Linked DNA regions of Homo sapiens: region 1 is linked to region 2. The links are chromatin contacts, found by Hi-C or POLR2A ChIA-PET in ENCODE. All regions are on one chromosome and are shown on one strand. Each heading gives the region's core, a stretch centred on a gene start or an enhancer-like site at or near the end of the contact. The rest is flanking DNA. Distances are from core to core; before and after follow the strand shown.

What was found. A loop is a pair of places that touch in the nucleus more often than their neighbours do. ChIA-PET counts read pairs that join two places held with the same protein, here RNA polymerase II (POLR2A). Pooled maps may share reads with other maps.
Region 1: a loop to region 2 is called in a pooled map, with 2.2 times the contacts of the local background. The contact joins two enhancer-like sites. A Hi-C loop is called at or near these places in 5 of 50 pooled maps. POLR2A ChIA-PET finds 5 or more read pairs at or near these places in 2 of 52 experiments (T-cell and activated CD4-positive, alpha-beta T cell).

What each region holds. Positions count from the first base shown.
Region 1 is chr15:61,047,912-61,053,077 of GRCh38, reverse strand. All of the region lies in intron 1 of RORA (RAR related orphan receptor A), which reads left to right. All of the region lies in intron 1 of LOC107984805 (a long non-coding RNA gene), which reads left to right. Among named protein-coding and RNA genes, the nearest start is that of RORA, 180 kb to the left of the region's middle. RefSeq lists a silencer at 2,955-3,114. Within about 2 kb of position 1,462, at least 2 of the 41 ENCODE cell types and tissues checked have a DNase peak (open chromatin) inside an H3K27ac peak, as active enhancers do.
Region 2 is chr15:60,647,902-60,653,311 of GRCh38, reverse strand. All of the region lies in intron 2 of RORA (RAR related orphan receptor A), which reads left to right. It overlaps LOC105370846 (a long non-coding RNA gene), which reads right to left. Exons shown (of 5, transcript XR_007064663.1): 5 at 1-5,410. Among named protein-coding and RNA genes, the nearest start is that of RORA-AS2, 31 kb to the left of the region's middle. RefSeq lists a silencer at 1,276-1,365 and an enhancer at 2,670-3,171. Within about 2 kb of position 3,856, at least 4 of the 41 ENCODE cell types and tissues checked have a DNase peak (open chromatin) inside an H3K27ac peak, as active enhancers do.

The DNA of each region.
Region 1 (5,166 bases), core at 213-2,712, 400 kb before region 2:
CAAAAGCAGGAGTGATGTATTTGGCTAAATCTTTAATCAATAAAATAGATTAAGGATCATGAATATGGAGTTTTCTTTTCCCCTTAGGATACTTTACTTATACTGTGCTACAATTTAGTCCCAAAGCACTTTCAGTGAATTAGGAAAAGCTGTCACTTCCTTAATCTTGTACCGGCGAACAGCTAGGTCAGCGAGGTACAGGCTGGACACTTTTGTGCAGGGTACATCCAAGCCAACTGTACGTGGCATGCTGCTGAAGTTTTCATCTTCGCGTCTTTCTTCCCTGTTGGTCTCTTTGTACCTCTTTTCTGCTTTTGTCTTATTGATGAACTGTATAATACCAATCAAGAGTGCATGGAAATATACTATTACTTACAGTAGAAACAGTCAGTGAGGGAACCAACTACTCAGTCTCAAAATGCGCTCTCAGAATATCTGGAATGTTTCCCACAGAATTGGTGATGTGTAGAAACAGGCTGTCTTTGATCTGGTAAAGCAAATCCATTTTCAGAAGCTACAATCTGATAAATATCATTCATCCTCCATTTCTCTCCTGGAGTGATGTTTTCCTTTCTTACGGAAAACACATAGCCATAGCTTACTTGTATCAGCATCGTACGATACTAGAACCACTACGCGAAAGCAGTGTCAGTGGCACCACTGGAGTTAACTGTAATTCAAAGGAGCAAAAGCATTACGTATGAGGCTTTCCCATCCTGACTTCTAGAATTCTAGCTTTCCAGTGGACCTCTTGCAAGGAATCTGAAATAGAGAAAGAAACAAAAATATGTAGTATAATTTCACCAGAGTTTTTCCTCAACCTTAATAAGGCTTAAAAGGCCTTTCCCTCCACTGCTGTGTTTGGGAGTGGAGGAGAGTTCCTATTAAATGAAAACACTGATCATTCTCTGTGTGCATAAGCTGCACCCACATAACACTAATGGTTAGCACCTTTAACTCTTGCACTCTGGGATGTAGGACAGATCCTCACCAGGCATCCTCTGTCTTTTCTGTTTCTGACTGCAGACGATAGCATTTCTATTTAGTTTAGAAAGCAGCAGGTGCTGTGTGCATAAGACTTCCAGGCTGCACAAGAAAGCAAGCAGGTTATTGCAGCCACAATAGGATGTAAGAGGAGGTGCACCCTCCCTTTCTGCTGAAAGGCAGAAATGGAGGAGGGGAAGTGTCTGTTGTATGTTCCTTGGTAATTCGTGCTGCAGAGTTGGACTGCTCCCTCTTAGCTTGAAGACACTCATGTCCCCTGAGGCTCACGGGAATGGTCAGTGAGGCCACAAGAAATGTTTTGAAGCCCAGGCGGAGACTTCAGATTCCTTTGCATGTAGAAGTGTTGGCCAAAAATAGCAAATACCAGTCCTTTCCGAAGCCTCTCCCACTCTCTGGGATGCAGACAGTACAGGCAAGCATCACTAGGTGGCACAGCTGTCCTGGTGTCTTACTCTCATGGAGCCACACTTAAAACTGCTGTGGGATGCTTTGATGAAATACCCGATAGGATTCCTGTCCAGAAGGTGCCAATACAGAGCATTCAGGTCAAGTGGAGGATTCTTTTCGCAGGGGATCACTGGATTGACTCTAGGAGAAAGAGAAGCTATGCATGCCGCAAACACCTGCACACCACCATTCATCCTGCCCAGGCTGCTGCTGAGTGGAGCTCAGGCTTGCAAGTTTGTGGATCAGTGTGCCCCACAAAGCGTGCTTATCTCTGCCTCACCCCCTAGGGGGAGTGGGGATAGGGGTAGTGGAAAGTAGGTAGCCAGCCCCTACTTTCTGCTGTTCCCACTCCAAAATGTACATATTTGTCAAAACCTTCCAGATTCCTTCTGAGTGGAGGATGTGGCAGTATCACCTTCTGTCTACCCTGAGTGCCTCACTCCCCTCTTCCTTCTGCCATCCTTCCACACCCTGCTCAGATGCAGCCTTCTGAAGATCAGTCCAGCCCACGATACCCTCCCTGCCACCTGAGGTGCCATAGCATTACGTTGTGTGGTTGTTGAGTCAGCAAACATGGGCTGTGTGTCAGAGCCTAGAGAGCACTACCCTCTCCACTACTTCTGTCACCTCTGGGGAAATGCAGAGGATATATGCTGCCCCTAAGCAGCAGCCACTATAACGTGGTGGTTAGCTGACCAACAGACTTGTTTTGGCTCTTGTTCACCACCTACTAGGTATGTGCTTTATTTTAATAAGTTAGTCAACCTAAGACTTGGTTTCCTCACCCATAAACTGGGATAATAATAGTACCTATTCATTATGATAAGAATTAAAGAGCAATCCTTCATGGAAAGCAACTGGGATGGTGCCTGGCACATAGTAAGTGCTCAATAAAGCAGGTCTTACTCTTATCGCAGGAGAAGGTATCACAGCCAAGACCAACCCCTGACTCTTGTGACTCTGCGCCCTGTGTATGTTTTACTCTTACACATGCTTGCATTCTTTCTACTATGCCATATTGCCTCCTCTTAGTGTTTAGAACATCTCTTGCCCCCCAGTTGTTTGTGCCTTGAGTTCTCTTTTTCACAAACTAGCTTGGGAGCTCCCTGAAGACAGAGACCATATAGAATTACACAGTGTCCTTCTACTTTATTGTCACGATGCTTTAAGAGAGTTATTGACTGTAATTATTAAATTCTAACCATGGAAAACTTCTCAATGTTGACTTTAAAAATTGTTTGAAATTTTTTAGAATTATTGATATCATGAGTGAAGTAGGTTCCCAAACTATATTTCAGAGGACAAAGTTTGTACACGTTTTCCGTAAAGGGCCAAAGAGTAAATATTTTAGACTTTGTGAGCCACGGGTGCGTGTCTCATGACTCATCGCTGCGGCTGCAGTGTGAAAGCAGCCATGGACGGCATGTACACAAATGAGGTTGGCTGTGGGCAGTGAAAATTTACGAAAACAAGCAGTGGCCAGATCAGACCACATGGGCAGTAGTTTTCTGACCCCTGCTCTAGGAGGTGATAAAAAGTGTTCAGGGAAATGGGTTCTGTGGTCATATCAAACGTGTTGGCTATATATTGATTTGAGTCATCTCACTGCACAGCACTCATTACCATATTAAAAGCCTCTGAGAAGTCCTGCAGTTAAGAAGTACTTGGGCCGAGTGCCGTGGCTCACACCTGTAATCCCAGCACTTTGGGAGGCTGAGGCAGGCAGATCACTAGGTCAGGAGTTCGAGACCATTCTGGCTAACACAGTGAAACCTCGTTTCTACTAAAAATATGAAAAATTAGCCGGGTGTGGTGGTGTGCGCCTATAATCCCAGCGACTCAGGAGGCTGAGGCAGGAGAATCACTTGAACCCGGGAGGCGGAGGTTGCAGTGAGCTGAGATCATGCCATTGCACTCCAGCCTAGGCGACAGAGGGAGACTCCATCTCAGAAAGAAAAAAAGAAAAAAGAAAGAAAGAAGTACCTGTAGCTTTGTCTGACCTATAGTTTCCCCACTTCCGTAAGTGTGGAATATATTGTCCATAGCCTATCAGTGCGTTAACATCCTGCAGACTGGTACTCCTCATGCTACCAGTTAGAAATGCTGGATTTTTTTATGTTGACTCACAAAAGTCCACCTACTGTATTTTTTATGGTAGCATCTTTGCATTTATAGTATTATTATTTTCGTTTGAGGACATGGACTTGTATGATCACTGAATTCTGCAACTTTGTGTTTGTCCACCGAAAGAATTTGGCACCTCATCAGAAACGAGCCTCATGCATTAAATCCAAATGGGAGGATGTTAGACGGGGGGATATCACCATGCTCATCTCTGTGCTGAGCTCCAACGTAAGTGGGAGTTCTGAGAAGCCGTGTGGTTTAATACATCTGTCTCCTTGGCTGCTGTGCCAGCTTTTCATGACAGTGCTTTTCATCATCTGAAACATGTAATTGCTTTTGACGACAACAAGAGAATTGTGGCAGGAGAACTCTCCGCAGTTTCCGAAAACACTGAGCCTCCAGCATTTCAGGTCCAGTCAACTTCAGCAGATGTGGTGTTGGGACACGAGGGTGTTCAGATGTGTGGGGGTGTCCAAGGGGGAATGATTCAGAGCCACTGCCTCAGTTTTTAAAGTAAGGATTCGTGGATAGTCTTTGTCCCCAGTACAAAGGCATAGCGGAAAACCAAAGTGGAAGATGGTGTGGAGGAAGAGGTTCAAAGGTGATTTTGTTTTTTGCATCAGGATGATCCTTGACTGTGTCTGAGGCCAAAAGTAAGTCTTGACTCCCATGAAACTCCAGGAAATGGCCGGCACTTGAAGAGCCGTAAAGAAGCAGCCCAGACCTCACTCTCCTGCCAGCCCCTACTTAAAACCACCCCTTAGGCTTCCCACACAGATGAGAATTGTTCAGGGGGACTCTATGGGTCCTGTTGGACTCGACGTCAAAGTGTCCTGAGTCCTGAGCTTATGACATTTCTACAACTGCACACAGCAGCAGATAGTCCCTGTCAGGCAGAATAATCGGAAACAGGCTGGCTTCTCCGCCATGACGCTCACCGGGCTTTCAGGGCAGGGGCTGTCACGAAGATATCTGGGGTGTGGGGCAAAAGGAAAAACAGTTCCCCCGGGACAGGAGTCTTGTCCTCTCTGCCGTGTGACTCTTGACAGAGGGCAGAGACCCTGCATCTGGAGTGTGCCTGTGCCTCTCTCACCTCCATGGTCTTGCTGAGCCGCTAATGCCTCAGAAGGCCTGGCTCACTGGAAAGATGAAACCAGGACACAGTGTTCAGGTCTCGTTTCCTGGGATAAAGTGGGTACTCAGGTAAGCAGAACTGGATAACCTAGGAACAAGTTATCAAAGGCTTACGCATGAGAACAGGCCAAGCAGACCTGCATATAATTTCATCAGTAACACCAGCATAATCTTACTTAAAGTATTGTTGATATTATTTAGTTTCAAATAGAATTTAAAGGGAAGAAGTATGAAGGATAGTGACTTAAAGTACACAGAAACTGTTGTACAGTTTTGAACACCCAGGTTACACACTTTATTCAAATGCTGGTAGCCTCTTTTAGGTGTGTGTTTTCTTTTCCAAAGCCATATCTAAATGCTTACTTACATAAACACGTGAGTCACCTCTGCATTCTGGGGAGTTTTAACGTTGCTCATTTTTGCCACAATAGGAAGAAGTGTCTTGGTTTGGATGGT
Region 2 (5,410 bases), core at 2,607-5,106:
CACACACACACACGCATGCACCTGTACACATTATGCCAAAGGACGACCTTGTATCTGTGGCTCATATGTGGCAGCCAGTTTTCCCAGCAAACTCAAGCACTCTAATAAGGGTTTGGGCTTTGCCCAATCAGTTGAGATTTGTCTGCAGGCTCATAGGTCATTCCCCCTAGCAAGCTAAAAAAATCACTTTCAAAGTGGTTCATAACCTGTAGAAACGAAAGCCCACAGCGTAACATCTCAGGTAAAAAATCCAGTGTCACTCAGATCACGCTTACGGGCTGAAGTCTGGTGATTATGAAGTGAACTCTGTTGTTGCAAACCTGTGTGAGCATCAAAGCCTGTCATCACTTTTATTGGCAGGTGCCATGGGCTCAGACAGCAAGAGGGCAGGATGGGAAAGTGCCACTGAGCTAGTCAAACAGAGAAACAATGGAGAGGAAGAGAGCAAGCACCAGCATTGAGCATTTTGATTTTTCTAAAAATGGACCTATTTGTATAGCGGGAACTAATTAAAACTTACGGCCATGTGGTTTGTGTTAAATGTTAAGTGTTTCAAAATGGTTAAATGTGTTCTGTGCACTTGATGGAAATGGGATTCTCTACCAACTAATTGAGGGAAGGGGGAAAACATGGAAGGGATTAGTTTTCTAGAAGGAAAATGAAAATGAAAAAATATGATGCCAATTTACTTTTCTTCCGCATAGGGGATTTGAGAAGATTTATCTTAGCTTTTCTGGAAGGACACATATGCAAATCATAGAACCATGGAATTTCAAGATTAGAAATCCTTTGCAGTGGCCAGTCTAAACTCCTGTCTATTCTCGGGATCTACCACCCTGCATCCGGCTTATGCGCAAAACCTGTCACAGAGAATATTCACTTCTTCATTTCTTTTCAAGGCAGCCCATTCTATTTTCGAGCCAATCTGGCTTTTAGAAAGTTCTTCTGTCTACTAAGTAGGCAATCTGTTTTTTTACAGTCTCTACCCATTGGCCCTACTTATGCCTTTCTTATGCTTTTAATTATCTTTAATAATTTCACAGTTGGAAAAATGAGCTAAGTTGGGTTAAGTAACTTGTGCATTATTACATAGCTACTAAATAGCAGGGCGAGGATTTAAATCAAGGTCTGCCAGAACTGCACGTCTCTTGTTCTTTCCATATGTCACCCAACCTTTCACTCTAGAGGAAAAAAAAAAAAAGGCAGTCTGCTACCTAGCACAGAGGACACCTAACAGGAAGTGAAGGAGAGGTTGAGATCAGAGGCGGGAAGGGAGAATTGGTGAGTGGAGTGATGGAACAAGGTAAAAGGACACCCCTCTTTGATCAGGGCTACACTTTCTTAAGCCAGGCCCCTGTGGTTATCTCAGTGTAGCTCACATCCAGCTATTGACAGCTTTCCACCTGGTGACATGCTTAACGGCCCATGAAATTCTAGCCCTCAGGGCTCAAGCCTGATATTTATGGTTCCCCACATAAACCTAAAGTGGATTGTAAATTTATCTCTCTCAGATTTAGGTGGCTAAAGTGGCTGTTCAAAACTCTGCAAGGGAGAGTGGCCTTTATGGACATGTTGTACTAACTTTTAAAAAGACTGGGGCTGAAGGAGGGTGCAGAAAGCTGTGTGGTTTGTGGGAATGCTCCCAGAAGCCCCCTGGAGTGGAAGCCTTTTTGGTATTGATGTTATGGGGGAAGGGCGGTTGGGTAAAGGGATGTAGCTTGATTTTGTTCCATAGAATAGTGGCATGTTTTGTGTAATCAAAAATCTGTTACAATGAAAAAACCATGAAGGTTTGCAAAGGAGCAATCAAGGGAAGCTGTTCAGCTTCGGCAGGAAACTTTTTCTAAGCTCCAGAGTATGCCAAGTGGATATTGACATAGCTAAGTATGTATGCAGCGGGACATATGTAAATAGGAATACTCTATGTTGAAATCTGGACAAACCTTACTGAGACCTTCTCCAGAGGCAAGCAACGTGTGGTATTTATATGAGATTTGATACATCTGGAAACAGCGGCTTTTTCATCTCTTGCTTCTCGGAGATGAACTTGCACCATATGCAGGGTGTCACTTAAATTTCACCGGCAAGTTCTGACATGTACGTTTAAGAGAAAACTTCCATATGTTTCCATGAAAGGATGGGGACATAGTAACAACCACCAAAGTGATAATATTTCCTCTGCCTCACATCCGCTCCCTAATCAAAACTGTTCAGTATTCTACTCCAAAAGTTTCTTCCTCTTTCCACCGCTGACAATATGCATTGTTAACGGAAGGGAGTGGTCAGGGGCTGTGTGGCGTATTGGAAGGGACTCGGACATTAGAGGCAAAAGGACCCGGGTTTGAATCTTAGCTTTTCTATGTATTTATTGTATAACTTTGGGCTTGTTTCTTAATCTCTAAACCTCAATTTCCTAATCCATCAAAAGGGGATTAAAAATACCAACCAAAACATGGTTATGAGGATAAATGGCACGAAGAATTGAAAACTAAATAGATTTATAAAACAAAAATATTGTTTGCAAAGGGTTGGCATAGTTCCTCCTTTATTCTGGAAGTTAATTTGCTTGGAAATTCAACCATGTACTAAATCTTCCTCCCTAGGGACCAACAGAAAATTGCAAACTCCTGAGTGGAAACCTTCACGAGGGCTCCGCAAATTGGTGCTCTCTTCTCCTGGTTTCATCCCGCAGGAAGAGACAGTCTCCCTATATGAATGTTCACACCATGAGAAACCTTTCTCACCCTCTCTCCGTGGAATTTCTCTCCCCAATTTTTGAGATATCCTCGACTCAAGGCCAAAGCAGTGGTTTGAAAGGTGTTTGGAAACCAATGTGAACCATCGTGCTTTCCCCTCCCCCACTCTGGGGGTGGGATTTTCAGGCCAACTTTTCTGAAGCTACTTGTGAGTTAACCTGAAGTTGGAATGCCCTCCTGAGGTCGAGGCATAAAAGCCAGCAGCGTAAATAGAAACTGAAGCTGAAATAACCATAAATGTTCTCGAACAACTTCAATAGAGAAAGCCTTGTTTGATCCTCTCTAAGCTTCCTGAAACCAAGCTGAATATTTGTTTGTTTTGTGGTAGCTCCACTTTTTTTTTTTTCCTCAGGCCTTTTAATGCATGGCTGTTGGTTTCTGTTTAAAAGGAAAATGCTTTTTCTCAGTAACGATGTTCACATTCTGAAGTTGGTGATACCCACTTCTAAAGGCCATTTTATTGTAAAGATAAAGTTCTGCTAAGTCTTAGGATGAAAAGATAAAGGATGTGGTCAGTTACCATGACTCGTGCTTACCTCCCAAAGTGTGTCATTTGGTGCACATACCTCAAAACGTGTGAACAGAAAGTTTCTAGGTTTATTTTTATACATGGAGATTTGATTCCACGGCAGAGGGAGGGTGTCAAGGTAAATGACTGTGCAAAAATGACAGAACTGCATTTTGAGCTTTCCGTTGCCAGAGATACAAAGGCCAAGTTAAGGTGAGTTTGCTATTCGATTGCTTTTTGAGGGGTCTATTGGTAATTACCACTGCTGTTTAATATTGCAATATTCATGGGACCTCAATGTTTACACAGCTCCATGGATGCTCAATCCAAATTAAACACGCCCAAGAACAACACAGGGAGAAAACACCTGGGGGCAAAGTGAGGGGCTGCAGTCACAAGTGATCAGATCTTTTGCAGAAGATAGCAGTAGAGGGGCCCTTCCTTTTGGCCTCCTTTCTGGCAAATGTGTTTCAACACCGTTAAACTACATATGATATTGGACTGATTAGCAACTCCTAACACAGAATGTTCTGACGTTAGAAGAGCTAGGAAGTGGCGTGTCAGGGCTGACATGCATGGCAGAGTTTTCAGATACACATACAGTGTTTTTTTCTACACCCTGCCTCCAAAATGTCAGTGTCCCTAGGTTTCTGTTTGTTGCAGAGCCCCTCAATATGTGTGTGGGAGGCAGCACTTGAAGCCAAAACAGTAATGGCCAGATCTTCTGTCTGCAGCCATGAACACAAGGAGAAAGTGCCAGGTGTCAGGAGCAAGAATCTTATATGCCGGGGATTTTTTTTTTTTTTCCTGGAAGCAACTGGAAACCAACTTAGTGACACTTAAGTCCTTCACCTGCTACATGACTTCAGCCAGTGTATGTGAGTCAGAGTGGTACCAAGAAGGGCCCTCATCTGAACAGCCACAAAAGTGACGGGCTATGGCTTGGAATGGGAATATTATACTGTGTTCAGAGTCACGGCAACTTGAACTTGGCAGCCTTATCGGCTTCTGAGATTATGAGTGCCCCACAGCCAAGAGCACCTGTGAGGAGAGTTGACTGTGGAGTGGGATATAGATTGAGAAACCTCTTTCATAGCTGACAATCCATGTAAACTCCTTTAATATGTGGATGGTTAAGTAGCAGTTTAAGTGTTGGAATTACCTGGCCCTGCTTTACCATCTTCTATATATTCAGTATAAGACACACTGGGAATTACTGAAAGCTTCCCTCTCCCCCCTCAAAAAGAGTGGATGGTGCTTAGAATTAAGAGGATGTTTCCAGGGTGTCTTTCGTTTCCATCATCAAAGCAGATAAAATTAACTCTATTAGAAACTGAGACCCCCTCCGTGAGGTATATTAGTCATAAGTTCTCTTTGCAAAAAGGCTAGTCTTCAGAGGATTGTTAAGATCAGATTTCATGACAGACATGTTTCAACATATTTGTACTTCTCTGAACATGCTACATTTGCTCTCATGTGTTGTGATTAGCTGGTTTCAGTGTTTAATCCATGGCATGTGGCATTTTTCTGTAGTAGTGTTTCTGTGGAAAACTTTATCCTAGGCTTGTGGAAGACCAGTTATAACGCTTTGGATAAAGTATGTCCAGCATTTCTAAAAGCTGCAGTTTCCTAAGAAAATGATCTACGGGCACCTAAGGTTAAAATCTTCAGAATTATTTTTTGTATTTTCTGAAAGTGATTTTTAAATGAAGTTGAGAAATGGTACTAACAATGCATCCAATATTGATATAATTAGAATATGCATCATACTCTACTAAAGCCAACCTTCTTTAATATGTTCATATATAAACATAAAGAGGTATGTGGTTTATTGTATATCCAATTTTTCATTTATCTGCACCTTCTTCAGGATCATATTTGGAAGGCACCTACGTGCTCACTTGCAAACAGAATGAGACACCGTCATGCTTTCTAAAGCGTGTTCTCTCCTGCCCTCCTCCTCCTCCCTCAGTCTGCCTTATATTAAGTTAGCCAATCGAAGTCAGCATTACAGCCTCCCCTTTGGCCTGTGTTCTCCATCCTCCTTATATAAGCCTTGGTGTCCCCACACCTCTTCACAGCCACCTGGTCCGGCAGCCTGTAATAGCTGTCTCACTCTTCCTCCTCCTCACCTGATGCCTGCGGC